3 separate regions of the Homo sapiens genome follow, and all the other regions are linked to region 2. Evidence: chromatin loops called from intact Hi-C (ENCODE). Cell type or tissue: Calu3. All regions are shown on one strand. Each heading gives the region's core, and the rest is flanking DNA. Links, peaks and the distances in the headings are about the cores only. Region 1 overlaps CCSER2 (coiled-coil serine rich protein 2). Region 2 overlaps CCSER2 (coiled-coil serine rich protein 2). Region 3 has its middle 210 kb from the start of CCSER2.

What was found. Peaks named below come from ENCODE experiments on the same cell type or tissue, not always from the same donor. Only the 100,000 strongest peaks of a DNase experiment are listed, where the experiment ranks them.
Region 1: a loop joins it to region 2, with 3 times the contacts of the local background. A loop is called at or near these places in 15 of 110 quality-filtered maps.
Region 3: a loop joins it to region 2, with 11 times the contacts of the local background. A loop is called at or near these places in 105 of 110 quality-filtered maps.

The regions. Positions count from the first base shown.
Region 1 is chr10:84,425,778-84,436,024 of GRCh38, reverse strand. It overlaps CCSER2 (coiled-coil serine rich protein 2), which reads right to left. Exons shown (of 10, transcript NM_001284240.2): 5 at 10,132-10,247. Among named protein-coding and RNA genes, the nearest start is that of CCSER2, 100 kb to the right of the region's middle. In Calu3, for the core only: CTCF peaks have their summits at 5,703 and 5,905 (motif pointing left); a DNase peak (open chromatin) is centred at 5,904.
Region 2 is chr10:84,370,608-84,380,854 of GRCh38, reverse strand. It overlaps CCSER2 (coiled-coil serine rich protein 2), which reads right to left. Exons shown (of 10, transcript NM_001284240.2): 2 at 8,386-9,841; 3 at 7,040-7,236. The coding sequence starts at 9,802. Among named protein-coding and RNA genes, the nearest start is that of CCSER2, 47 kb to the right of the region's middle. In Calu3, for the core only: no CTCF peak of the experiment used is centred there; a DNase peak (open chromatin) is centred at 5,744.
Region 3 is chr10:84,532,009-84,542,255 of GRCh38, reverse strand. No RefSeq gene overlaps it. Among named protein-coding and RNA genes, the nearest start is that of CCSER2, 210 kb to the right of the region's middle. RefSeq lists enhancers at 4,547-5,251, 6,504-7,003. In Calu3, for the core only: CTCF peaks have their summits at 1,574 and 4,690 (motif pointing right); DNase peaks (open chromatin) are centred at 1,565, 2,035 and 4,675.

The DNA of each region.
Region 1 (10,247 bases), core at 1,517-9,516, 55 kb before region 2:
CTAATTACCTGAGATTCCCAAAGCATCCTACAATCTCATCTCCAAACCCACAACCTCTGAGTAGTCTTTGTCAGTCTCTCCATTCTGCCCTCCACTGTGCACACTTGATCTAGATAATTCCTCTTCATCTTAAATCAGCTGACACTACTTCAGAGAACACTTCCTTAAATCCCCTAAGGCAGGACTTGGCACTTCCACAGGTGTTTTTATAGCGACCTGTACTGTGTCCCATTATAGTATTTATTACAGTATACTTTGTTTGCAATTCAGGCCAAATTACAAACTCTATGAAGGAATGAACTGTGTACTCTTTTCCTTTGCATCTGAGTTTTTGGTTTTTTTGGTTATTTATTTTTTTGTTGTTCTTGTTTTTTTTTTTTTTTTTTGCACTGAATGGGTAAGGAACATGTATTTTACCCACTAGAATTTTTTTTAAAAGCTTATATCTCCAAGATTCTAAAATTCTGTAGCTGTCACATGACAAAAGCACTGCTTTAGAACTATAATCTGAATAGCTAATAATCAAATTAAAAGGTACTTCTTATTTTGTCAAGTGAGAGAGCATTAGAAAGGGAATACACTGAAGGAGACTGGTCTGCAGGCTACGCCATGAGAATCAGGTATGGAATATGGACATATATTGACATAAATGTGATCCAAATGCATGGAACTAATAAATTTAAAATGTTTTAAGGAAGAGTCAACAAGTCTTGTTCACTAACTGAAACAAAGAACTGACATCTAGAAAAGCCACAATAGCCACCTCTCACCTCAGATTTAGGTTTAAATCCTATCTGACAGTAACTAGCTGTTGAAAATATTTATTATCTTTGGGCCATAGTTTCTTTAACTCTCAATGTTCTCTACTGCTCATTGAACAAAGTTTATATGCCTTAGGTTGCATTTCAAATACCTCCACCATGAGATTCAAAATTAACCCTGTATTTTCTCTTAGTACTGAAATGCTACTTTCTTCAGAAGCCCTTCCTGATCCCCTCAACTAGATAAAACTATCATTTTATGATCCTTAATTTGTTTCACAGCATAAAGAAACCTATATACTTTTCAACTCTAATTGGATTGTAAGCCCTTTGAAAACAGAGCCATATCTTATTAATTTTAATATTATCTGCATAGATGATCTGAGTCCAAATTCAGCTGCCACTTACTAGCCACACAACACACAGGGCAAGTTACCAAATCCCTCTATGCTTCATTTCCTAATCTATAAAATGGGCAAAATAACAATACTTGTCTCCTTAGGTTAGTATAAGACTTAAATGAGGTAATATATGTTAAAGTGCTTGGACTAATACATAATATATAGTAAATATTAAATAAAAATGACTTACTATAATATTATTAAGTTTCCAACCTCTTTATCTTGAAACATTTCTTGAAATAGAAGTATCAAAAGAATACTACAATGAACAACAATATACCCTTCACCTATATTTACCAACTGTTAAAATATTGACACATTTGCTTTGCATCTATGTATTTGTTGCTAAACCATCTGACAATAAATTAAAAGTGACATAAAATCCCACTGGGAGAAACACATGAAGTTTTCTGGGGAAAAAAATCAATATAACAGAGAAATCTAAGAGACAGAAAGAGGGAAAGATGGAACAGAAAGCAAATATATAACAGGGATTATTTTCAGAAAATAAAAGGAGACTATGAAGATAGGAGGGAGCGGGAACACGGGACAGAAAGATAATGAAGATTTTAATCTCAGAATTTGAGATTTCAGATTCTGAGAAGATGATGCAGTTTCCACATTAAAAAATAAATCTCAGAATGGGAGGTAAAATCACTTTCTAAGACTAAAGACACAAATCCAGGGGCAAATGTGTAAGAAGGGTAATAAAAAATAAGAGATGAAGGGGGAATTACTGGCCATAATCCCCCACATTAAGTTGATACATTTGTACCTCTGTATAAATTTTAACATTCATGAATTTCTAACAGAAACTCCGGTAGTGAAAGCAACATGAAGACTGCAAAGCTGCTGTGGCATGAACACACTAGAATGCTAGTAGCCATGTGTTAGTGAAGTGAGATCTTATGTGGCCGATCATAGCCCAGGCAGGCAGGTAAATATGAAGAAATGAACCATTAGAGATATGGGTGAAGGCAAAAATGAGTTCAGTGGTTTCAAAGGCATGAGAATGAAAGCCCACTGTCTCCAATATTATCTAACCTTGCTCTTTAAGTGCTGCCAATAAAATCAACAAGATAAAAAAAAAGATGCAAACTAGAGAAAAGAATCTTGAAGAGATAACCGTCTTTACCCACTTAAACTGAATTCACATACAGTAGCAGAACCTGATATTAAACCCACAAGCATACAAATCATTGTTGCATAATTATTTAATGCAGTTTTAAAGGAATTTCTCCAAATTCTATGGCTACACCCATATACTTACAAATAACTTTATTCTTCCCACTCCCAACAGAACTTCTTGATTACTAAGATGTGTGATTTCATGCTAATCTAAAAGTTTGTGATTTATAGGTTAGACTGGCAAGTGCAGATGTTTGTATATCTGTGTGTGTATACTTGTGTATGTGTGTGTGTGTGTGTATGTGTGTGGGGTGGGGAGATTTTTCTTCTTCATTTCTTATGTAACCTGAGTCACAGTTTTGATTTCATAAAATCATTAGTGTTTCATCACCATTAATAAAAACTTTATACTAAAAGTTAAATGTACGTATTTTTATGTTTGTGGTAACATTTTAAGACAATCCCAATCAAAATTTCAGCAAGTTATTTTGAGGATATCGGCAAGGTGATTCTAAATTCTTTATTAGAACAGGCAAAAGACCCAAAATATCCGAAACAATATTGAAGAAGAAGAAAGTCGAAGGCCTAACACTACTCAACTTCAAGACTTACTATACAAAGCTACAGTCATCAAAATGGCATGTGTGGTATTGGCAAAAGAACCGACATATCAACTGAATACAATAGAGAGCTCAGAAATAGACCCACATATACACAGTCAATTGATCTTCGACAAAGGAGCAAAGGCAATTCAAAACAGAGTATAAAAGATAGTCTTTTCAACAAATGAGACTAGAAATGGACATCTACAAACAAAAAGAATGACTTTAAATCTTTCACAAAAATTAAGTCAAAATGGATCAAAGGCCTAAATGCAAAATGCGAAACTATAAAATTCCTATAATATGAAAAGGGAGAAAATCCAGGTGACCTTGGATTTGGCAATGAGTTTTTTGGATATAACATGAAAAGTGCAACCCAAGAAAGAAAAAATGGATGTTGAAAATGTTAAAAATTTTTGAAAATCTGTCCTGCAAAAAGTACTATCAAGAGAATAAGCCACCGACTGGAAAAAATTATTTGCAAAACATATATCTGATAAAGGATTGGTATCTAAAATATACAAAGAACTCTTAAAACTCAACAAGAGAATAAACAACCCAATTTTAAAATGGGCAAATAGCTAGAGGCCATTATTCTAAGCGAATTAACGCTGGAAGAGAAAACCAAATACCACATGTTCTCACTTATAAGTGGGAGCTAAACATTGTACTCACAGACATAACAATGGTAACACAGACGCTGGGGACTACTAGACAGGGGAGGGAAAGAGGAGCAAGGGCTGAAAAATTGTTGGGTACTATGCTCACTACCTGGGTGATGGGATCATCTGTATCCCAAACCTCAGTATCACATAATATATCCATGTATATGTGATACAAACCTGCGTATGTACCCACTGAATCTAAAGTAAAAGTTGAAATTATAAAAAATAAAATAAAAATAAGCAAAGATCTGAACAGACACATCACCAAAGAAGATATACAGATGGCAAATAAGCATGTGAGAAAATGTTCAACATCATTTATCATTAGGGAACTGCAAATTAAAACAACATTGAAATACCACTACATACCTAATAGTTAATGTCCAAAGCATAGTACCAAATGCTGATGAGGATATGGAGCAGCAACAGAAGTTCTCATTCATTGCTGGTGGAAACGCAAAAGGGTAAAGCAACTTTGGAAGACAGTTTGGCAGTTTCCTACCAAATTAAACATATGCTTCCCATATGACCCAGCAATAGTGCTCCTTGATATTTACCAAAATGAGGTGAAAAATGTACGCCCGTGCAAAAATCTGTATATAAATGTTTACAGCAGTTTTATTAATAATTGTTAAAACTTGGAAGCAACCAAGATGTTTTTCAGTAAGTAAATGAATAAACAAACTGTAGTACAGCCATACAACAAAATATTATTCAGTAATTTTTTTTGAGACAGGGTCTCTCTCTGTTGTCCAGGCTGGAGAGTGGGGTGATCTCGGCTCACTGCAGCCTCAACCTCCTGGGCTCAAGTGATCCCCCCACCTCAGCCTCCCAAGTAGATGGGACTATAGACACGTGCCACCACGCCCAGCTAATTTTTTTGATTTTTTTGTCAAAACGAGGACTCAATATGTGCCCAGGCTGTTCCTGAACTCCTGAACTCAAGCTATCCTCCTGCCTTGGCCTCTCAAAGTGCTGAGACTGCAGGCATGAGCCACTGCACCTGGCTAATTTTTTTTTTTAAATGAGATGCCACAAAAATATATAGAGGAACCTTACATGTATTTTGGTAAGTGAAAGAAGCCAATCTGAAAAGACTATCTACTATCTGATTATAGCTCTCTGGCATTCTGGAAAAGGCAAAACTGTAGAAACAGCAAAAAGATCAGTATTTACCAGGAGTTCAGGAAAAGAAGGGAGGGATGAATAAGTGGAACACACAGAATTTGAAGGGTAGTGAAACTATTCTGTATGATACTGTAATGGTATGGCATTATACATTTGTCAAGGCCCATAGGATATACAAAACAGAGTGAACCCTAATATAAACTATGAATTTTAGTTAATAATAAAATATCAATATTGACTCATCAATTATAATACAATCATGCAAGATGTTAATCATAGGAGAAACTGTATCTAATGGAAGGTGAGAAAGCATATGAGAACTCTATTTTTGCTCAATTTTTCTGTAAACCCAAAGCTGCTCTAAAAAATAAAATCTATTAGTTAAAAGGAAAGAAAGAAAAATAAAGCATGACAAATGAAGAGAAACACTGCCAGAATAACAGAGATTTCTAAAACTCCATTCCTCCATTAAAGCACTAAGAACACTGGCAAATTTGTCAAAATCAACTTTTTCAGAACTCTAGAAATCAGCCAAATGCTTGCAACAACTAAGGAGCATTTAATCAATAAAAACTGCTGAATCTCAAAGAAACAGCAAGCTCTGTGGCATTTTAATTTATCCAATAGCCACACCCATCTCCTTACCTTTGTGGTAGCTTGAGAACCAAAAGCATTACAACAAGCATGGCAGCTATGAAATCCAGCAGTCACTAGAGATTGGGGGACAAAATGGGTTTAGAACTCTCCAAAAAGCACCACTCCCAAAGAACTGCTATGATTTGATCTCCCTGGCCGCTCCCTAGAAAAAGCCCATTCTCAGGAGTTGGTTTGAGCTGATTCAAAGCTTGTTCGGTAATTCCCTTATCCCTAGTGCACTGCTTAAAATCTCAGCTGCCTGAAATGGCAATATCAATTGGGACAAACAAGAAGCTGACCAAAAATCATAAAAGGAAAACCTGAGGAAAGAAATGTCCACAAGAGGCTTTGAAATGCTCCAATATAGTCTTGGGAATAGAGAAGAACATATACATGTATAGGCTGTGTATGTACATGCCAAGGAAATACCAGAGAATCCCCTAATCTTCCACCTTTGGCTGACTTTGAAACTCTAAACAAGCAGGAAGTGAAGGCCAAGGCAGAGCTGCAAACTACTTACAGGACTGCAGGTGTGCCTAAGCTGCAAACTACTTACAGGGACTGCAGGTGTGCCTAAGCAAACACACAGAGCCCCCTGGTGGAGGCTGGGAGACTTACTAGTTCAAGGCATTCAATGAAATCTCCATCCAACCATTAGCTGACCACTAATCAAACCAAGCAAAGACGTCAAATATTTTTTTAAAATACAGACTTTTTACAGAATCTGTCTAGAAAAGTCAGTAAACAACCACAAAAAAACACAACAACAAATCCTGGCCAGGGAGAAATCTGATTTAAGTAGTTTTCACATTATTTGTATTTTTTTTTTTTCAAATTTTTTGTGACAAGCAAGGAATGATGCTCATACATTCCCGTAGTTAAGTGGCCAGAGCGAAGTGGGGAGGGGCAGAAAGAACGTAACTAATGACCAAACATGTCCCAAATTTGATGAAAAACATTAATCTGTATATCTAGGAGGCTCAACAAACTACAGATATGATAAACTAAAAGAGAGGCGCATTATAATTTAACTGTTGAAAGCCAAAGAAAAAGTGAAAATCCTTAATGCAGAAAAAAAGCTGGGGGGGGTGGTGGTGGCAGGGCGGGGGGACTCATCATGTGGAAGACACGCTCAGTAACATTAACAGCCGATTTCTCATCAGAAAGCATGGGAGTTGAAATATTACAAGGAACACTGCCAACCAAGAAGTCTACATCTGGCAAAACTATCCTTCAAAATAAAAGAGAAATTAAGACATTCCCAGATAAACAAAAACAGAGAATTTATTGCTAACACACCTTCCCTACAATATATAGTGAAGTTGGAGACTTGAACACCTCACTTTCAATAATGGACAGAACAATTAGAGATATATGAGAAGCAGAAGATTTAAGCAACATTATAAACCAACAAGACCAAAAAGACATCTACAGAATATCTATAAAAATTAAATTAGCAATCCAAAAAACTGCCACAAAGAAAAGCCCAGGCCCAAATAACTCCACTGGTCAATACTACAAAACATTCAAAGAAGAATTCACAAAAATCCTTCACAAACTCTTCCCAAAAGTAGAAGTGAAAGGAATACTTCCCAATTCAATCTGTGTGGTCCTGATATCAAAACAAGACAAGGATATCTCAAGAAGAAAAACAAAACAAAACTACAGACCAGTATTTCTTAAGTGTGTATATATATATATATATATATATATATATACACATACACACACAAAAAAAATCTTCAACAAAATACTAGCAAACTGAATCACACAACATACCAACACAACACGCAACATACCAAAGTATTACTCCACATTAGTAGAATGAAAGCGGAAAAAAAAGATTATCTCCATAGACACAGAAAAAGTAATTGACAAAATCCAACACCCTTTCATGATAAAAACACTCAACTATCCATGAATGGAAGGGAACTTCAAACTGATAGAAAGTATCTTTTAAAATCCACAGCTAACATCACATTAACAATAAAATATTTAAAATATTTATTTTCCCCCCATATCAGAAACAAGACACACCTATTGGCTTTCACCACTTCTACTCAACAGAGGTTGTAGCCATAGCAATTATGCAAAAGATAAAAAGACATTTTTATCCAAAATGGAAAGGAAAAGGTAAAAACTATTTGCAGATAACATATCTTGTATATAGAAAATCCCACAGCTGGGGTGCCCAAGCCCCTAACCAGGGACCAGTACCAGTCTGTGGTCTGTTAGGAGCCAGGCCACACAGCAGGAGGTAAGCAGAGGGCATGCATGTAAGCATTCCTGCTTATCTGACAGGAGCTCCACCTCCTGTCGTATCAGCGGCAGCATTAGATTCTCATAGGAGCACGAACCCTATCGTGAGCTGCGCATGCAAGGGATCTAGGTTGAACACCCCTTATGAGAATCTAACTAATGCCTGATGATTTGAGGTGGAAGAGTTTCATCCCAATCCCAAAACCATCCCCCAACCTCCCACCCATGGCCTGTGGAAAATTTGTCTTCCAGGAGACTGGTCCTTGGTGCCAAAAAGGTTGGAGACCACTGTCCTACAGGACTAAGCAAACAGAGGGTTAAATGACTCATGTACATGAACACTGCAGCCACTCAGGACTGCAGCAAAGCTTATAATAAAGAGGGAAAGTGGGCTAAGGGCCAAGCCTTTTGTAAGCTCCAGGTAGGAACCAGTAAAGAAGAGTTGATACAGCCAAATGCCCTAAGTCTCAAAAAATGGGACTTACAATCACTTCCTTTAGAAGTGACAATGAGAAATGAGGACAAAAACCCCATCTCTAAACAGTGAAGTATTAGGGTGACTGGAAAATAAGAATCTTTGGTGTAAAAATGTTACTGGGGAAGTAGTATATTTGGGAAAGAGCTAGGTTTCAGTTATGATTAGGAGAATGTAGGTGAAGAGATGAAGAATGTGAGTTTGCTAGGATATGAGAGAATTCCAGATAGCATATCAAAAGGTGTAGAAAAAAAGGAGGTCTGGGCAGAAAAGAAGAGAGGAAGATTAGGCCAGGTAAAAAGACAGAGCAGTATTACGATGAGAACATGAGTGGATGTATTAGTTCTCAACCACCAGTCTTCCCAACACCCCTGAGTTACGGATAAGGCATGATCCTATAACTAATGACAATAATAACGGGAGTTAAGGGACAGAAGAAAGCGAAGCAATACTCAGGAAGTTTTAGAATGGAAACAGGACTTTTGCACATGCAATATTGAAAAGGCCCTGGGGCTAGTATACCCAAACCTTTCTAATATTAAGGCACAGAGAGAAATTAATAGTTTTAAGGTATGCTGGGGTAAGGCTCGTCTTAGAGGAGGTTTCTTTTTGTACCACCCATTCCATAACTTGCTGAGGTGGATGTAGGTGTCTCAAAACCAGCACCAACACCCCAAAGATTGAGAGTTTCAATAAACGGATCAATCTATAACCATTCACAACAAACCAGTGTACCTCAGCCCAATTGTTGGGAAGTTCTGTGCTAAGTCAGTCAAATTAGCAACCCCTAAGAATGCTGTGCATTTTTCCCTCCTCAGTAAGAATCACTCATGTGGATGATCCACACCATAGTCCCTTAAAATACACTAAGTAGAAGGGATTTGTGATCATATGTTTTGGAAAATGGCTACATATTATATTTTTTACCACCTTTTGCAAAATCACAGTACTATATTTATACACAAAAGCACAATTGAGTCCACCATTTAAAAAATGTTTATGATCTATTCATTCTCATACTAATTTGACCAGGGACCCTCTCTTTTCTTACAACTGCTGACATCCAAGGAACACAGTTGTTTGAAAATGTTGCTTAACTTTTCTGACAAATTAATTCAGGAAAAAAACACATCCTTTATCTTATGCGTACTGTATATGTTGTAATAAATCAAATTTTATTCTTTGCTTTTGCTGCAAAGAATCTTAGAATCAATTTTTTCCCTCACTTTAGGAACTACACAACACCATGTTTTTCTTCCATTATTTCTTTAAACCAATTGTACTATTTGTATTGTAAATGCACTCCAAAATGACCTGAAATCCCTGTGGAATGAGATAAGAAAGTGAAAAGGAAAAACTAATAACTTCCACAGAGTGCCTACTGTAAACTAGACACTACTCTAGGCACTTTTATCCCTGATTCTCAAACACTGAGATAAAGATATTATTAATTATGTTTTAAAGATAGTAAAGTGAAGCAGAGACGGTTTAAATAAATTATCTAAGCTTGCAAAGCTAATCTGCGCCAGGTCAGGTTTTGATTCCAGGTTTGAATGACTACGGAGCCTCATTACAAAATAAGATCTGACCAATTTAAAGACTATCCTCTACTTTGAAAAAGAAAAGACTAAATAGTACCTTCAGCACTAAACAGTACCTTCTTCTGTTTTTAATGGTACTTGTGGAATTTTTAAATTTTAACTTATTACATGAGCAAAAGACCAATCACTTGGCACTAATTTTAAATATTATTTGGAAAAACTAAGAAATTTAACACAGTTAACATTTAATCATTTCCAAATGACAGCTAGAAAATCATACCATAACTTGAAGTCCAAAAAGCAGATATAAATAGAGTATTTATATTTAAGATAAAACTAATGAAAAAATATTTGGGCCAAAAAGAACAAATTAGACATATTATTCCAATTAGTACCACATAAAACTTGAAGTGCTTTTTGGTGCCTCTAAAAACAAACCAGACAAAAACAGGTTTTTTGAGGGTTCTGGGAAAGGGAGAATTATAATTCAAAATCAGAGGACAGCAAATGAAATCTAAGTCAGAACAGTACTTACCTGCTCAAGTCACTTTTTCCATGGTGATGATAGTGGTCAGGGTGGCTGAGGTGGTAATGCTCCTGTCCACTCCACCTCTGGGGTGGCCTTTTCCAAAAACCTTCCTGAGGCTGCCG
Region 2 (10,247 bases), core at 1,542-9,541:
GGCGTGGTGGCAGGCACCTGTAGTCCCAGCTACTTGGGAGGCTGAGACAGGAGAATGGCGTGAACCCAGGAAGGCGGAGCTTACAGTAAGTCGAGATTGCGCCACTGCACTCCAGCCTGGGCGACACAGCTACACTCTGTCTCAAAAAAAAAAAAAAAAAGAAAAGGAACACAGAGAATCCAAGGAGACACAGCTAGTACATGACAGAGGTGAAGTTTTAACTTAGCTTGTTCCGGAGCCCTGGCTCTTAATCATTATGCAATAACATCTCTCTGTAAACAAAATACCTCTATGGCCTTAGGATGGGAATGGGTGTCTTACACACACACGCCATATATGAGCATGTGAAGCAAAAACAATGAAGTAAAACATTACTAGATTTAATTGTCAAAAGCAAAAACTATGAACGGTAAAAAGATACAAAAAACAAAACAGAAGCAACAGGCTCAGAGAAGATTACTGCAACACATTTAACAAGAATTAAATTCCAACCACATAAAAAACTCTTCCATATCAATAAGAAAAATGGCAAAACCCAACTGAAAAATCACTGAAGTAAAAATTTACATAAAAGGAAACAAAACTGCCAGTAAAATGTGTGAAAAAAATGACAAAATCAATAATAGTATAAATGTAAATTAAAATTATGTATCATCTCACACTCACCAGACTGATTAAAATGTTGAAGTCAGATGACGACATATGGGGTTCAGATGATAAGTGACAGAAATTCTCATCCTCTACTGGAAGGTATACACTGGTAGGACCATTTTAGGGAGAAGTTTGATAATATCATTAAAGTTGAAAATACACTATTCCTAGTTTTATATCCTAGGAACGCTATAGCTAGGTTTATATCCTAAAGAAACTGACTTATATGATCAAAGAGAATTGAATCCGAATGTTCACTGCTACACCATGTAGACATTATTATTAGCAATAAAGAATAACTGAAATGTAGATTAGCAGGGGAACAGAGAAAAATACAGGTATATTCAAATGACAGAATATTATAAAGTAATAAATATGAATTAGAACTACAATACAAATACACATATACACAAAAAACATAAAATTGAGTTAAAAAAGAAACCTGTAGAATATTACATATCACTTACCTAAGTTGTAAAATACGTACAAAATCATACTGTATATTGTTCATGGATATATAAATGCATTAAGGATAATGGCCTATACAACATGCCTTAGAATTCACAATTTTAAAACAACGCACATAAAAAGAACTAACTGCTATATTTACTACTAGGGTGTTTACTGAATGCATTCTTTCCCAAATAATAAAGGCTTCTCTTTATGAGAATTCATTCATATGCCAGAGAAGGGAGAAAGGCTAAAAATCAATTATCTAGTTTCCATGTCAAAAACTTTGGAAAAGAAAAAACAAATTAAACTAAAGAAAAGTAGAAGAAAGGAAATAAAGATATAAACCAAAATCAATAAAAACAGAAAATAAGCACAATATAGAAAAATCAGCAAAGCCCAAATTTGGTTCTTGGAAATGAAGAAAAAGAGAGGAAACACCAATAACCAGTATTAGGAATGAAAAGCAGACGTCCCTATAAGATGTTAAAAAGAGGATAATCCTAAACAACTTTCACCAACAAATGACAAGTTTAGATGAAATGGACAAATTTTCAAAAACCAACACGAATATACATACAAATTTTAATATGCCAATATCTAAAAATTAAAACTGTTATTAAAAACCTTCTCATAAAGAAAACTCCAGGTCCAGAAGGCTGAATTCTGGCAAATTCTTTTACATACCTAAGGAATAAGCACATTAGTTGTACACAAATTCTTTCAAAGGACAGAAAAATAAGAAACACTTCTCAACTCATTATAAAGCCAGCATGATCTTGATACCAAAACATGGCAAGAACAAGTAGAAAAACAAGAAAATTACAGAGTAGAACAATCTTACTCATGAACATACATGCAAAAACATAGACTATTAGCAGAGCTGGGTATAGTGGCATGCACCTGTAGTCCCAGCTACTTGGGAGACTGTGGGAGGAGGATTACTTCAGCCCAGGAGTTCAAGGCCAGACTGGACAAAAAGAGACAGACCCTATCTCTTTTCTAAAAATTAATTTTTAGGCCGGGCGCGGTGGCACATGCCTGTAATCCCACTATTTTGGGAGGCCAAGGCGGGTGGATCACCTGAGGTCAGGAGTTCGAGACCAGCCTGGCCAACATGGTGAAACCCTGTCTCTACTAAAAATACAAAATTTAGCCAGGCGTGATGGCAGGCGCCTGTAATCCCAGCTACTCGGGAGGCTGAGGCAGAAGAAACGCTTGAACCTGGGAGGCAGAGGTTGCAGTGAGCCAAGATTGCGCCATCGCACTCCAGCCTGGGTGAGAAGAGCGAGACTTCGTCTCAAAAAAAAAAAAAAAAAAATTTAATTTTAAAAAATAATTTTAAAATATAAAAATTAGAAAATCTAGTTTAACAACATTTGAAAAGATAATACATCACGACCAAGTGAATGTATTCTAAGAATGGAAAGGTAGTTTACTATTTGAAAATCAAGCCATGCAATCTACCACACTAACACAAAAAAAACTTCATTATCTCAACAGACGTAGAGAAAGCATTTGGTAAAACTTAATATTCATTCACAACAAAAATTCAGCAAACAAAATAAAAGAGAATTTCCATACTCTGATTAAACTCCCTCTCAACTCCCAAAAACTTTAATGGTGAACTATTAAGGCTTTCTCTCTGAAATTCTATCACCATTTCAATTCAACATCACGTTGGTGGTCCTAACTTGTGTAATAGGGCAAGCGCTGGGGTGGTGAGGCAACTTTTTTGCAAATGGTATGATTATAGAATGTATATACAAGTTCCAAAATCATCCAAAGGCAAATTATTATAACTAGTAGATGAATTTACAAGGTTATTAGAAAAGTCCAATATACATGATAAAAATCAGGTATATTTGTATATACAACAAAAACTCATAAAATTATAAAAATGGTACCACTTACAGTGTCAAAATCAAACATGCATAACATTTTATAGAAAAGTACAAAACATTAGCAAGAAGTATTTCTAAAGTCTGAAATTAATGGAGGACTATATCTCCATCATAAATATGTCAATTCTCTCCAAAATCATCTATAAATTCAATGCAATCCCATTCAAAATCCCTGCAGGTCCTTCCTGGAAACGGACAAGCTCATTCTAATATTTAATTGGAAATACAAAAGGTTAAGAAGTGCTACAGAAATCTTGGAAAAGAACAAAGCTGGAAGACTTACCCTACCAGGCAGCAAAATTTATTTTAAAGCTACGATAATGAAAATAACATATAACTGACAAAATAAACAGAAATATTTGTCTATGCAATGAAATATTTATATATGCAGTCACTGATTTATGACAAAGATGACCCTGAAGTACAGTGGGGGAAAGATGACTAAAATAAATTAATCGTGACATCTATCTCACACCATACAGAAAAATAATTTCCAGATGGGGACTAGAGACCTACAGGTAAAAGGTTAAAAATAAATAATGCTTTTAGAGCAAAACATTGAAACATATATTCATGATATTAAGGTGGGAAAAGACTTCACAAACAGTTTTTTAAAAAGTGGTAACGGTAAAGGGAAAACTTGTAAAACTGGACAATATCAAAATTGGTAAGTTCTATATCAACAGACACTAAGAGATTTCAAAAGCAACTCACAGTAAAGAATACACTCTACATATATAAAATGTAAATATACACATGAATACAAACATCTACATATTGATATAAAATAAATATTTATGTCAAAAAATATGAAGAATTTTTACAAATCATTAAGAAAACAAACCCAACACAAGACACTTCACAGAAGAGGATATATCCTAATGGCCCAATAAACATATGTGAAGGTGCTCTGTGAGTAGTTATCAAAAAATACAAGACAAAATCTCAATGCAATACTACTATACCCACAAAATAGCAAAAATGCAAAAAGGCAGAAAGCACCAAGAATAGACAAGAAGGTGAATTTTCCGGAATGTTCATTTACTGCCAGTGGGGAGTGTAAACAGGCACAATCACTTTGAAACACTGACAGCATCTTTATCCATCAGCATAGCCTATAACCCAGGAATCTCTCTCCTACACATTTTCCCAACAAAAATGAATAAGTGTTCACCAAAAAAACATATATCAAAATCTTCACAATCATGCAATACTCTAATAGCCAGAAACTGGAACCAACCTAAATGCCCATGAACAATAAGATAAGTTGTAGTATATTCACACAAAGGAATATGATACAAGAGTAAAGAAACTACAACTGACAAATACATAATATTAATGAAAAGAAGCTAGATATAAACCAGCACCTTTATGATTTCATTTATATAAAGTTCAAGAACAGTCAAAGCTAATTTATAGTGACCGAAACCAACAGTGATTGCAGAGTAAGAGAATGACTGACTGAAAGGAACAGAAAGGGAACACTCTGGAGCGATGGGAGTATTCTATATCTTAATATGGATGATTGTCAAACAAGCATACAAATTTATCAAAATTCTCTGGTCTGTCTGCAGAAGATTTGTGCATTTTACTGTACGTAAATCAGACCTCTGCATAATACTGGTAGCATGTAAACAAATAAATAGCCAGGATTCTAGACTGGTGTTATGAAAAGTAATCAGTCTACAAACTATTTGTTGGGATCCTTGACATGATTAGGAGATTGCATCAGAATGTATATCAACACATTGTTTCTTTCAAAAAGGAAGACTTACTACAAAAACAATGTCAGCAGAAATGAACAGTGGGTGGAACTAAACTGTGTTAGAAGTGACACAGTTGATGTACATTCTAGTGAAAGCTCCTTATCTTTACCTGGACTGGTAGAAGCAGTGTTGCAGAGACAAGAAAAGTGAGAATATGCTAAAGGTCTTGAGGGGTTAAGTAAGAGATACTACTTTGAACCACTGTAGGAAAAAAAAAAAAGAAAAAGAAACAGAAAAAAAAAGCAAGACAATTTAAATAAAAATAATAAGATGGCAGAGTAAATACAGTCCAAGTATAACAATACAAACATAAAAGGATTAAACTCACTAGTCAAAAGAAAAAGACAAACTGAAAATTTTAAAATAATAAACTATTTGCTATACATAAAAAAGGCTGATAGTAAAAGAAGAGAAAATATATAAATAAAACTGGTAAGGTATATTAATATTTGGAAAAAAAGGAGTGTGAAAACAAAAAGCATAGTTAGAGATAGAGAAGATCACTAAGTAATGATGGAAAGTCCAATTCACCAAAAAAAAAAAAAAAACAAACCAACAATTCTGAACAGGTACACGCCTAAAATTTATACAAAACAAAAAATTCACGTAACTTCAGAGCAAAAATGGTAAATCCTACATCACTGTACGAGAACTCAACACATGGTTCTCAACTTTTGCCATCAACTCTCTATTCTTTCTCAGACTTTGTCATCTTCTCCTTAGATCAGAAGAGAAAGACAGAAACACCATCTTGTTCCAAAGCACAGAATGGATGTTTTTTTCTTCCCATACCAATAGACATAAACCTACTGAACAAGGAGGAAACTCATGGATCTTAAGGACTAACAGTTAATCCAGATGCATTCTGAAATCTTTGACAGAAAGCTATTTTGTGATTAGTTACAGGAACAATGAACTGAATCAAGGTGGTTAGCCTCCAAAAACTGTCAGGTACTAAGTGGTTTATTGCTGCCATCTGCTGGACACCTTTTTCATTTGCACTTCAATCATATTTGCCTTAAAACTCCTAGTAAGACAGCATATAAGGTCTTAAACTGTTATCTTTTCTGAGCCTCCTTTATCTAATGAGATGAAGACACTGTCTCTAAATTAAATGTTTGTATGCAAGGTGTTGACAACGGTTAAAAAAAATGTTTGTGCAATTTAAGCCTCCGTTAACAATGGCTTAAGTAAAAGGTTTATAGGAGTATAGAAAATTACATTGCCTGAAATCCACTTGGAATTTAATATATCCACAGACTACCAATTTTCCCATACAACTACTGGAAAATCGTATTTTATATACTGAATAACTGCAATGAGTCACTTTAAACATACCAATTACACTTTACCCATATGGCATATTATCCACATTACTTGCCATGTTTCTTAAAATATGCACATATAAATTCATGGCAGGTCTTCTAACACTTGCCCATAGCTGATTCCCTTGCCTTCCAGGCACACACAAAGATTACACTTCCTGTCCCTTTAGTACTCAGATGGGACCACATGATTAGTTCTGGTCAACAGATCATGAACGGAAGTGCCAAGTGTTGCCTGCAGGCCAATGCAAGTAATTATATGTGTGAGACCCTCTGGCACTCTCTTCCTCTGCCATAGTGAAAAGAAGGGACCTCAAAAGATGGTCAAGCCCCAAAATCAAAGTAGTTTAGATCACTAAAGACAGCTGCCCTAGAGAGCTGTCCAGACCCACAACAAACTTTCTAAGAGTAAAATAATACACTTGTATTGTATTATCCCACTGAGAGTTGGCACTTCAATGTTACCTCAGTATAGCACAGGCCAAGGTTTCTCAACAGCAGCAGTACTGCCATCTTAGGCTAGATAATTCATTGTGGTCTCTGTCTTGTGGACTGTGGGATGTTAAACAACATCCTTGGCATCTACCCACTAGATGCCAAGAAGCACTCATCAATATGACAACCAAAACCACCTCCAGTCATTGACCTCCTCCCCCAGTCTTTGAGAACCACTGGCATAGATTAAACTACTAATATAGTATGCACATATGTATGAGGAATATATATGTAAACATGTTGAGTATATTTAAGTCAAATGTCATATATTCTCCATGCTTTATTTCATATTAGAGTCAGATATTTTATAGGCTCTTAACAAATATGAATTTCCATTTCTCAAAGTAGTAAAGTTAATTCATAAATTTTTTACAAAATCAATCATATCACAAGTCTCTCTATAGTAGGGTAAACAAAATATTCCAAGAGTATATAAATCCATACATACTATGCTGTTCATTTCAGAGGACTCATAGCTCCCAACTGGATGGACATTTCCAATGGGTTCCAAGCCTTCTTCATCCCACATGTATGTTCCATCAGAGCTATCAGATGGAGAGAGTTCAAACGAAGAACCAGCTCTGTAGTCTGTATCTGGTGAAACCAAATTATTCCCAGAAGTATGTTTTGTACATTCACTCCTGTCTTCAAGAGAAAAAAGGTTACTGATTCACAAAAATATAATTGTTTCTCGTGTCCTAAAAATATAAGTGCTAATAATTTGATATATCATAGCAAAAAAGCTGGCTCAAAAAAAGCACTCATAACTGTAGCATTTTCTATATCCTAAGCAATAAAAACATCAAGAGCCAAAATCTTTAAAATAACCTACTGAAATATTTTCTAATAGAGGAAAAGAAAATTCATTTAGTCATCTTTCACTTCTGTAATATTTCCAAAAATGTAAATAAACCCTCATATTCCTATATTTCCCAAGATATTTATTTTTAAACACTGGCCAGGAAACTCCTTTTCCTCTGTGTACACTATTTAACTTCATAGATTAAATAATGTAGGGTACTCATAATTGCCTCCCTATAAGGAAATAAACTTGTTCCGGCAGTCTCTTTTAGAAGACCTATAGACAATCAAGGGTTTGTACATGCATTTCTATGCACGATCTAGTCCCCTGATTATACCACATGTCTATATCTAATCCCTTTAGTTGTTCTTTATTCAGGTATATGGGCATACAAATACCAAATACATTTTATCCAGCATTTAGTAACAGGATAACCAAACATAAGAGGAAATGTTTAACAGGTATTATTTCACTTTCTTCAGTTTAATAAATAAATAAAGCTCTCTCAGGAAGTGTATCTAAAAAATTGCTAAACAAGAAGAATTTTCTAGGATAAAAAAATCCGTGAGATTAGACATAACCTATATTATCTCATTGTACCCTTTGGTACAGCTTTACTCTTAACAAATAGCAATGAAATGCTATCCTAAGAGAAGAGATGGTTTGTTTAATGGCATACCACACTGGTTGAGGTAAGCAGGGGAAGTCATTTAGAAGCACTGCATATACTAAGCAGGAATAGGCTGTGTATAACAGCCAAAGAACAACAAAGGTTAAGAGTGGTTTTATTAATATTGTCTTGGATAGGGTGAAAAATGGGGTATGGAGCAAAAGTCACAGGAAAATAAACGTTAACCCACCTCAATTTTGTCTAGATCTATCCCTCCGTGAAACTGATAATATCTTGAAATCTATCTGAAGATAATCCTAAATGTAAGTTCAGTTATATTATTTAAAAGAAAGCAAAAAAACTTAAGGTAAGTAATATTTACCAGAGACACTTATATCTATCCATTCATCAGTTTTACTGAAGGCTTTTTCATTTTCCTTGGGGGAATCAAACATATCCTGTGGTGGCCCATTTTCATGTTTCTCTTCTTTGAGAGACATTTCCTCTGGAGTTATTCTAGTTCTGTTGGAGTCTTCTATATCTATAAAATCATCACTAAAGTCTTCACTTAAATCATTCTTATCAGAAGATGACAAAGACGACAAGGAAATGTCATCCACATCATCACTCAGGTATCTCATTTTAGCATCATGTTTCATGGTCTGGTTGTTTTTTGTTCTATAACTTTCATTTTCAATCAGTTCTTGGTCCTTATTAGCAGCTCTGTCCTTAGCCAAAACTGTAGCATCTTCCTCTACACATGTGTCAGCAGGTGAATTTTTATTTCCATCAACTGTCATAGTCCCAGAAAATGGAGATCGGCTAGATTTCAGTAGAGAGGGATGAACCATTCTATAACCTAAAGTAGAAGTTACACCTGGGCCATTTGGTAAAGCCAACTTCTTTCCACCAGCAGCATAAGGCCTATTAAATCCATACCCCAAATGTTCATTCCCATTGAGTACTTCTGGCTGCCGGGAATTTCTTGTTAGCATACTTGACCGTAGAGGCACTCTAATGGATAGCTGTTGGTTCTGATAAGGCTTTGTAAGATCCACAGCTCTATTAAAGGAATGTGATCTGGTTATAGATGAAGGTGGAAGGAATGAATTCTGAATGGAATGTGAAAAACTTTGTGACCTTACCATTTTTTCACAATTAATAGATTTACTACTGTCTGGGGATTGAGCTAAGCTTTCTCCAGAACTGCTTCTGGTGGCACAGGAGTTCGCTCTAGGCCTTTGCATGCTACCAGCTGATCGGTTTCCATAAAATCCATTCAACTGTGATTTTGGAGTATTGATCGAAGAATATGAAGTCCTTCCTAATAATGTGCCTTTGGTGAATTTACCCAAATTAGATGGTCCAGAAAAAGACTTTTGGTTTAACTCCTCTGTAGATGACACAAACATAGTGGATGGCTTTGCTAACTTTGATGTGAATAAAGAAACACTTTTCAAACCTCCCTTTATCCCATTTTTATCAAACATTCCTTGAGTAGGAACACGTTTTTCAGGATCAATTATTTTATCATGTGAATTTTGAGTATTGTTAGGCTCTTCGACACCTTGTGCACAAAGCTGATATTTATTTGCTTTCCTCCAATTAAATGAATGAGATGATGGACAATCAGAGCCATTATTTTTGATGTAACTTTTGACATTACTATTCTTGGAAGTTCCTAATAAATTAACAGGTGTCCCATTTGGCATTGGCTGCAATGTACTTCTTACAGATTTTGTTCCATACTTTGGCAACTTGGAACCCAAAAATGTCTTGATTTGTGTTTTTTCTTCCATGAGCTATAAGGTGCATTTGTTCTTAAAAGTTGAAAGAATCTGTGAAGAGAAAAAAGAAGTACATTAAACATTCCTAAATAAGGATAATTACATGAATTATTACATAATATGATACTTACACTTTTATACGCAGAAAAACCCAAAAGCTACTCATGATTCCTACAGAACTCCTGGCAAATACCGAATGCACTAATTAAATTAATAACTTTATGTTGGAAGAAAATAAAGAACATTTTTATAAACTTTTATAAATGTATGCTATGAATGACAGCAAAATCTAGAAATAAAATTAAACCACCAAATTTGACTATGTAAAAAATAATACTTACAGAGTACTTCTTCCAATTTCCAATCCAAATAATTTTTTCATTTTGGGTAAAAGTCTCTCCTTTAAAAATAAGAACATATGGAAAGCCACAGCCAGTGCACTCAGGCAAGAGAATGA
Region 3 (10,247 bases), core at 1,384-9,383, 160 kb before region 2:
GTGTCCTCCCCTGCCTACACACATACACCACACACACACACACACACACACACACACACACACACAAGCATATACACCATACACACCATACAAGCTCTTAGGAAGACAGCTCTGTGGCTTGCACAATTTTCAAAATATCATTGTCTCAATGATATCATTTGTATCATGGAATTGGGCTATGAGTCATTCAGGCCTGACTGAGAAAAGGACATTGGTCAGTCAGCTTTGCTGGACAACCTCCACAAGCTCTCAGTGGCATATGACAATAAGCACTAATTCCCATGCTTGTAAGTGTGGCCCACTGAAGACAACTGGATGCTTGTCAAGGCTGGGCTCAGCAGGTCGGCTCTGCTTCGGGCAGTGGGACTGCAGGGCTCGGCTTCCCACTGCAGGTTGGGCTCAGGCCTGCTCTATGTGTGCTTATTATGGGATCCAGGATGAAAGGGCAGCAGCTACCAGGAGGAAACGCTTCTCATTTAGGTTCAATCAGTGAAGTGCGGGGATGCAAAGCCAATCTCTCAAGCACATTGAAAGCCTCTGCTAACCCTATGACTGCTAATATTCCATTGGCCAAAGTCATCTGCCCAAACCCAAAGTCAAGGACCTGGAAGCATGCTCTGCACAGCCTGAGGCCATGGTGAGGGTGAGTGTGGGATCCTATTCCCCCTATGCCCATCCAGATGTGCAGCCTGCCTGGGGGTGCTGAGTGGTGTTTGGGGACCATGGCCTGTGGGAAGGAGGCCAAGCCCTTCTGCCTGAGCAGGGCAGCAGAGATTCCGCGCTCTGTCGGCCAATGCCCAACTAAAGACAGGAAATTCGAGGTGAGTGACACCCAGAGGTTCGGAGAGGAAATGACACCTGGAAAGCCTGGCCCTTAAGTCCAGCCTTTGCCCTGAGGGGTGGGAGCCCATAGGCCTTCCAGCTGGGTCCCCGCAGGAGAGGCCTGGAGAATGGAGGGGAGAGCACTTCGTTGTCATCTGGATCTGCCTGCAGCCCCGGTCACCTGGCTGAATCTGGGCAGGGCCAGGCCAGGCCCACCTTGGACAGGTGCCCTGCACCGCGTGGACAGGACCGAGGCTCGGGAATCCTTGCTTCCCACGGCAAATTTTCCCTCTGGAAAACGGGAGAGACAGAAACGTGTTGCACGGAAGCACCGGGAACGCGGCGCGCCCACGCTTCTGGCCCTGGCTGGGGGCGCCGTCGGGAGACCCATCCCTCATTCCGAGGGAGCCCCCCAGGACCCCCCCGCACCGCGCCCTCCCTCTCCCCTGCGCTTGAGAAGGACTTGGTGCCTCCAGGTCGCGGGAATCTTCATCACTTCTGCAGCACTGGAGGAGGGCGCCGTTTCCACCCCTCACCATAGGCTGTAGCCGCAGGCCAGGACGCTCAGCTGGCCCCGCTGGGGCGTCCTGGCAGACAAAGTCGTCAAGAGGATTTCCAAGCGCAGCGAAGTTGCCCCTCAGATGATCAGGCAGGGTCGGGGGACCCGGCCCTGGGATCCCGCGGCCCGTTAGCTAGCCTGACTCAGCCCCGGTGAGGCGGATCCGGAGCGGGAGCCGGGCGCACTCGTGTGGCCATGCCTGGGAACGCAGGTCCGGGAAATGGGCCGCCGGGAGCTCAGGACCAGCTGCCAAGACCCCAGGGAAAGAAACATCATCTGGAGGAAGGAGGCGAAGGGAGGGAGGCCCCGGGAGCCCCTTGACAGGCCTCATTCACGCTCTGCATGTTGGAAGGCCCTTGACAGAACTGAATCTTTTATGATGGCCAGAGATGCATCCCCTTTGAAAGGAGGGCTGCCAGGTAGCACAGCCCTGCATCCTGTTCCCCAAGTTTCCCTTTCCCCTGGGGACTCACTGAGCACCTAGTCACCCCACGGCTTTGCTCTCCCTTGGGAGCTCTAGCCTGAGTCCGGTGTGAGGCTCCTCCAAGGCTGCCCTGAAGATTTGGAGGCAGCCTAAGAGACATAGCCCAGGGTAACAGGAAACAAGACAGTAACAGACAACTAAGCCCTGTGGAATCCATTCATTCCACAGGAGGTGGGGCGTGACCACCATGAGCTAGCCACCCTGGAAGGCTCTGAAGCTGTGTCCTTTGCACGCTACAGGAGGCTTTTGAATTCGACCACCAAAATTCAGACTTACCAAAGGGCAAACCCCACAGTGAGTCCTCTGCTCAGCAGGGGGCTTCTGGGTTCCTTCCCTGCTTTAAGCCCAGAAAGAGACCTCACATACTTCTGGCTCCCCAGCCCTATGCACCTCTGACGTGAGAACTCACATTTAATGGGGAGTTACTGTGTGGGAGGCACACACTCCCTTCTGATCATTTGGGTGGGCACTGGTCCTACCCAGTTTCATTCAAGAATTGGAGTGTGACTGATGTGGTTTGGCCATGTCACCACCCAAATTTCATCCTGAATTCTCAGTTATTGTGGGAGAGACCTGGTGGGAGGTAACTGAATCATGGGGGCAGGTCTTTCCCGTGCTGTTCTTGTGATAGTGAATAAGTCTCGTGAGATCTGATGGTTTGAAAAACAGAGTCTCCCTGCACAAGCTCTCTTCTCTTGTCTGCCACCATGTGAGACCTGCCTTTCACCTCCTGCCATGATTGTGAGGCCTCCCCAGCCATGTGGAACTGTAAATCCATTAAATCTCTTTCTTTTGTAAATTGCCCAGTCTCAGGTATCTCTTTATCAGCAGCATGAAAACGGACTCATACAGTGACCTTAGATGTGCTAAGAGTAAACTGGAAATTTTGAAGAAGTTCATCCAGGCAGATTGCCTTCACATTTTGGCCAGCTGCCTGGGAGCTTGATGCCATCTTTTGGATTTAGCCCAAGATTCTCAAACTTGTGATCAGTTATACTCCAAGGAATCCATAAAGGAATTTTGCTTTATTTAGTCATTTCATGGAGCATGGCGCACTGGGATATGTTGACAGTCATTTGATGTGATTGTGAGTTTGTTATTGATATAATTAGTGCAGCCAGAGAAAAGCAGCTAAAACTTCTGGGAAATTGACTCGTAATATTGTAACACATAATATAGGGGAAAAAGCAGAACCACAATAATGATTGGGGACTTGTGGTTCCTGTGCGCTTGAAGATGTGTGTGCTTGGGATTTTGATAATTTACAAAGCTTTATGCCCTCATCTCTCTGCTTTCCAGCCTTTTTAAGATCTGAAAGGAAATTTGCAAATTGGCTTCTGAAAACTATAACTGATACATCAGCAAATCAGAGCTGGCCTTGGTGAGTGAAGTCCAAATGCTGGGGCCCAGACCTGGACCCCAGTGATGGAAGGAGCACTGTATACCTGGAGACCAAAGAATCCTTTTCAAAAGAGACACCCACTTCAGGTGCAGGGGTGGCTCATTCTACTTCTGAGAAACAAACTTGCCTTCCCCCTGCCCCTCCTTTCCCATTGTTGACAACACCCCCACCCCAATCCCTGGCCTGCTGACACAGAGAACGTGTCCCAACTGGCAGAGCAAAGTTGTTTGGAGCCACTGAACACTTTAGCCAAATTCTTCAACTCTAAGCTAGCCTGCATCTAGAAGACAAAGACAACTGTTCTCCCATAATAACACAAAAGGTTCTTAGGGTTTTGGGGCATTACCCGTGGTGACCAGAGTGCCTAGTCCACCTCTCTGGAGCCAGGAAGAGAGAGAAATACTCTCTCTAGAGTATTTCTTCTATCTCTAGACGTGAAAGAAATACAGTGCCAGCCACATACTCAATTTTAAATTTTTTAAAAGTCCCATTTTATAATGTGAAAAGAAATAAGTAAAATTAATAACTTATTTTTTATTAATCCAGCATGAAATAATTTATTTCAAGATGTAATGAGTATAACAATTATTAATGAGATATTTTTCCTTTTTTATATGAAATCTGCTGTGGATTTTATATTTCCAGGGCATCTCAGTTCAGACCAGCTGCAATTTAAGTGCTCAGGAGCCACATGTAACCTGTGACTGCCTTATTGGACAGCGCAGGTCTAGAGTACATCTCTGGAGCTCATGGAACAACAGAGCACTGTCACTGCCACCACCCAAAGTCCAAACCAAGGGGCCAGGCCCTCAGCGCTGCCTTCGAAACATAACTGAACCAAAACTACCACAAATGTGGGTGGTGCCTGGGCCCGAAAGACCTAGTGGATAGCATTTGCTGAAAGCCTTCATGGGTCATTCTCATCCCAGGAATGACTGCTTGGGGAAAGGCTGAGCCAGGGCCCCTATATAAACAAGCATACTTGTTCCATCGGGACCCTTGGTTGGCTTTTCCAGGTAAATGAATGTCCACAGGAGGGCACCTACAACATCTTTAGTGCCATTGTTGTTGAATTAAAAATGAAGTCCAAGGCTGGTCTTGTGATGGATTAATCGACTTTTTATTGTGCAATAAGCAATGGAACACACATTTCCTTCTTAGCCTTGGCTGCCAGGAAACTCAGAGCCAAGTAGGTTCTCAGTTAAAAACTATTGCCTCAGCTATTCCTCCATTATGATATGGTTGTTTTCCTTTCACTTTTATTTTAATACTTTGAGGATTTGACAGGGTTTCCATCTTCTGAAACTTCAAGCAACTGTAAATCATTTTTAGAAATGGGCGGGGTACGTATAAGGAAGGTTTCAGATTTTACCACTAGATGGCAGCATTGTACAATAGACTACCGCCTTCAGCCTCCCGCCGGCCCTCCCCACTATCGCTCCGGCCTATTCCACTCCTTTAATAGCTCTATGACTTGGGCCATTGACTTTTAACACTCTGAGCCTCTCCTCTGTTTTATCATGTGAAAAAGGAAATGCTATTGTGAAAACGAACTGAGATGAAATATAGCTGGAGATGTAGTAGTAGCCTTGTGATTAAGTGCATGGATTCTGATGCAGATGACCTGGTTTCAAATTCTATTTCGCCATTTAATAGCTGTAAGTGCAGGCAAGGTATCTAACTTCAAGCCTTAGTTTCTCCTCTGTAAAATAGTGAGGCTAGTGCCTGCTTCTTAGGAATGTTGCAAGAATTTGAGGGCAGGATATAAAGCGCTTAGAACAATGCCTGGCCACACAGAACATCAAGGGTTAGAAGCTACCATCATTATCATCATCAACACATAAAGCACCCAGCACAGCACATGGAGTCATGCTTCTAGACCCCAGTGTGACACTCTTGTGCCTGTTGGTCTACGAGATGTTGGAAATGAGGCCTCCGCATGGGCTCTTCTTTGTGCCAAGGTGGGAGAACTGACTTCTGGCCCTGCTGCTCTTTGGGGTCAGAAACTGGATGGGGAGGGAGGGATGTGGTAGGTGCACTGGGAAGAAAGATGTCTGGGAGCAGCTTGTGCTGTGGGGAAGGCTTGTGGGAAGTGGGCTGGAGAGGTGAACAAATCTCTTTACGAATGTCATTGTGCAGTGTATTTGGATCCCGTCACCATTTTTGACAAAGCAAGTAAAGAGTTGACACTATTGTGAACTTTTGGCTCCCGGACTGTGTTTTAGTTTTTCCACTGCACCCTCCGTCAACACTAAACAAGAGTGGTCCTTCATTTATAATGGTTGCATTTATAAAGCACTCAACAAACATTAACTATTATTGTTGAGTGTCAGAGAACACTCAATAAACATCATGTATTATTATGCGACCAGGCTTCTGCATTCCACACCCACGTGGGTGTAATAACGCTGGGTTTTCTCCAGCGCAGTCTCCACCTGCAGGACCATAGAAACCCCCAAACTCCCTGTTGTTTCCTTTGAAACTCGCTGTATTTTCTGTTTCCAAGAACAAAAATGATTTTGTTGAATTTAATTTTCAAGTTTATATTACAGCAAAAGAAACTCAGATTTGGAAAACAAAATTAAAATTATAGTATTGAATATTCTTTCTTTAAACTCCACCCCCTCAGATATTCTAAATAACCCTCTGAAGGCAGCTTAACCTTCCCTGAAGCTCCTTGGTTCCATGAGAAGTGATTCCCCCTCAACCTCCCTCTCTAAATCTCTTCCTGTGTTAAAAAATCAATATTAGACATGAGGCCTTGCCTCAGTTTGGGGAGCATATATCTAAACACCACAGGCCCTACAGTCTGGCATACTCAGCTTCCCAAACCCTCTGTGCTATATTCCTAAGATTCCCACTGCTTCACTCACTGATAAGGAATAATGTAAGACTAACTTTATTAAAACAATTTGGGGTCACCATGTGGCGCCCAGACAGTCATCTCTTGCTACACAGTGTGTTTGGAGGAATAAGGTAGGAATCAGATGCAAAATCTTCAGTGGGGCTCTCAGAACTAGGGATCCCAAATTAGAGGGTCCAGAGACCTGGGGCCATGCCCCATGGCCACATGGGCCTGTGATGGACATCTGACAGTGAGCACAGGCTTTGCCTTCCCACCCCCACAAAGTTGGAAGGCAGCTGTGGCTCATTGCTGCTATCCTCCTGGGCCACCAAAGGTCACAGCATAGGTCTATGGCCACGGGGAGTCAATCTCTCTTGGGGGTTCCAGCTTCAGCAGCATCAGCCTTGAGAGAAAAGGGGGCTGTGCAATCAGGCAAGTACAAGGTGGGGAACAAAGGCATCCACACTGGGAAAGGAAAAGTAATACTGTCTACTGTAGATGACAAGCTCCTGTGTGCAGAAGATCCCAAGGAACCCATAAAAGCACTATCAGAACTAATACAAAGATCTATTAGTCTGCTTTAATCCTGCTGATAGAGATATACCAAAGACTGGGTAATTTATAAAGGAAAAGAAGTTTAATGGACTCACAGTTTCATGTGGCTGGGGTGGCCTCACAATCATGGTGGAAGATGAAAGGCATTTCTTTTTTTTTTTTTTTTCTTTTTTTTTTGAGACGGAGTCTCGCTCTGTCGCCCAGGCTGGAGTGCAGTGCCGCGATCTCGGCTCACTGCAAGCTCCGCCTCCCGGGTTCACGCCATTCTCCTGCCTCAGCCTCCTGAGCAGCTGGGACTACAGGCGCCCGCCACCACACCTGGCTGATTTTTTATATTTTTTAGTAGAGACGGGGTTTCACCATGTTAGCCAGGATGGTCTCGATTTCCTGACTTAGTGATCCACCCGCCTCAGCCTCCCAAAGTGCTGGGATTATAGGCGTGAGCCACCACGCTCGGCCGAAAGGCATTTCTTATGTGGAGGCAGGCAAGAGAGAGAATGAGCAGGGGAACTCCCTTTTTTAAAACCGTCAGATCTCGTGAGACTTATTCACTACAAAAACAGCAGCACAGGAAATACCCACCCCCATGATTCAATTACCTCCCACTGGGTCCTTCCCATAACATGTGGTAATTACGGGAGCTACAATTCAAACTGAGATTTGGGTGAGGATACAGCCTAACCATATTATTCCACCCCTAACCTCTCCCAAATCTCATGTCCTCACATTTCAAAACATATCATGCCTTCCCAACAGTCCCCCAAAGTCTTCTTTCAGCAAAGTCTCATTTGAGACAAGGCAAGTCCCTTCCACCTTATAAGCCTGTAAAATCAAAAGCAAGTTAGATACTTCCTAGATACAATGGGGTTACAGGCACTGGGCAAATAAACCCACTCCAAATGGGAGAAATTGGCCAAAACAAAGGGGCCACAGGTCCCATGCAAGTCCAAAACCCAGTAGGGAAGTCATTAAATCTTAAAGTTCCAAAATGATCTCCTTTGACTCCGTGTCTCACATTCAGGTCATGCTGACAGAAGAGGTGGGCTCCCATGGCCTTGGGCAGCTCCGCCCCTGAGGCTTTGCTGGATACAGCACCTCTCCTGGCTGCTTTCACAGGCTGGCATTGAGTGTCTGAGGCTTTACCAGTTGCATGGTGCAAGTTGTTGGTGAATCTACCATTCTGGGGTCTGGAGGAGGGTGGCCCTCTTCTTACAGCTCCACTAGGTGGTGCCCCAGTAGGGACTCTGTGTGAGAGCTCGACCCCATATTTCCCTTCTGCACTGCCCTCACAGAGGTTCTCCATGAGGGCCCCACCCCTGCAGCAAACTTTTGCCTGGAGATCCAGGTGTTTCCATACATCCTCTGAAATCTACACAGAAGTTCACAAACCTCAATTCTTGACTTCTGTGCACCTGCAGGCTCAACACCACGTGGAAGCTGCCAAGGCTTGGGGCTTGCACCATTTGGAGTCACAGCCCGAGCTGTACCTTGGCACCTTTTAGCCACAGCTGGAGCAACTGGGACACAGGGCAGCAAGTCCCTGAGTTGTACACAGCATAAGGCCCTGGACCCGGCCCAGGAAACCCTCCTACGTCTCTGGCCTGTGATTGGAGGGGTTGCCTTGAAGTTCTCTGACATGCCTTGGAGACATTTTCCCCATTTGCTTGGTGATTAACATTGGACTCCTTGTTACTTACCCAATTTCTGCTGCCGGCTTGAATTTCTCCCCAGAAAATCGGTTTTTCTTTTCTATCACATCATCAGGCTGCAAATTTTCCAAATGTTTGTGCTCTGCTTCCTCTTGAACACTTTCCTGCTTCAAAATTTCTTCCACCATGTTTGGGCGTGGTGGCTCATGCCTGTAATCCCAGCACTTTGGGAGCCTGAGGCAGGCGGATCACCTGAGGTTGGAAGTTCGAGACCAGCCTGACCAACATGGAGACACCCCATCTCTACTAAAAATACAAAATTAGCCAGGCGTGGTGATGCATGCCTATAATCCCAGCTACTCGGGAGGCTGAGGCAGGAGAATCGCTTGTACCCGAGAGGCGGAGTTTGTGGTGAGCCGAGATTGCACCATTGCACTCCAGCCTGAGTAACAGGAGTGAAACTCCGTCTCAAAAAAAAAAGAAAGAAATTTCTTCCACCAGATACCCTAAATCATCTCTCTCAAATTCAAAGTTCCACATATCTCTAGGGCAGGGGCAAAATGCTGCCAATCTCTTTGCATAGCAAGAGTGGCCTTTACTCCACTTCCCAACAAGTTCCTCATCTCCATCTGAGACCACCTCAGCCTGGACCTTATTGTCCATATCACCGTAAGCAATTTGGTCAAAGCCATTCAACAAGTCTCTAGGAAGTTCCAAACTTCCCCACATCTTCCTGTCTTCTGAGCCCTCCAAGTCTCTAGGAAGTTCCAAACTTCCCCACATTTTCCTGCCTTCTTCTGAGCCCTCCAAACTGTTCCAAGTTCTGCCTGTTACTCAGTTCCAAAGTTGCTTGCACATTTTCAGATATCTTTACGGCAGCATCCCACTCTCAGTACCAATTTACTGTATTAATCTGTTTTCATGCTGCTGATCAAGACATACCCAAAACTCGGTAATTTATATTAATGGACTCACAGTTCCACATACCTGAGGAAGCCTCACAATCGTGGCAGAAGGTGAAAGGCACATCTTACACAGTGGCAGACAAGAGAGAGAATGATCAGGGAAACTCCCCTTTATAAAACCATAGATCACGTGAGACTTATTCACTACCATGAAAACAGCACAGGAAAGACCTGCTCCCACGATTCAATTATCTCCCACTGGGTCCCTCCCAGAACACATGGGAATTATGGGAGCTAACATTCAAGATGAGATTTGGGTGGGGACACAGCCAAACCATATCGTAAGCACAGTAAGTCTCAGGATACAGGATCAGTATACAAAAATCAATTGCACTTCTATGTATAAACAATGAACAATCTGAAAAAGATATTAAGGATACAATTCCTTGCACAACAGCAACAAAAAATAAAATACTTAGGAATAAATTTAACAAAAGAAGTATAAGATTTTTACACTGAAAATTATAAAACATTGCTGAGGGAAATTTTAAAAATCTATATAATTTTAGAGACATTTCATGTTCATGGATCGGAAAATTCAGTGTTGACAAGATGACTATTCTTCCCAAACTGAATAGTTTCCATGCAATTCCTATCAAAATTCCAGCATGCATTTTTGCAGAACTTAACAATATGATCCTAAAATTTATATGGACTTATAAAAGACCATGAATAGCCAAATAAATTTTGAAAAAGAAGAGCAAATTTGGAGGACTTTAATTTCCTAACTTCAAAACTTACTGTAAAGCTATAATACAATTATGAAGACAGTGTGGTCTGGTATGAGAACAGATGTATGGATCCACAGAACAGAGCTGACCATCCAGACAATAAATTCTTTTATTTACATTCAATTTACTTTCAACAAAAGTGCCAAGAGAGTGCCTTGGGTAAAGGATAGCCCTATTAACCAATAGTGGTGAGACAATTTGGTATCCACATGCAAAAAGATGAGCTTTAACCCCC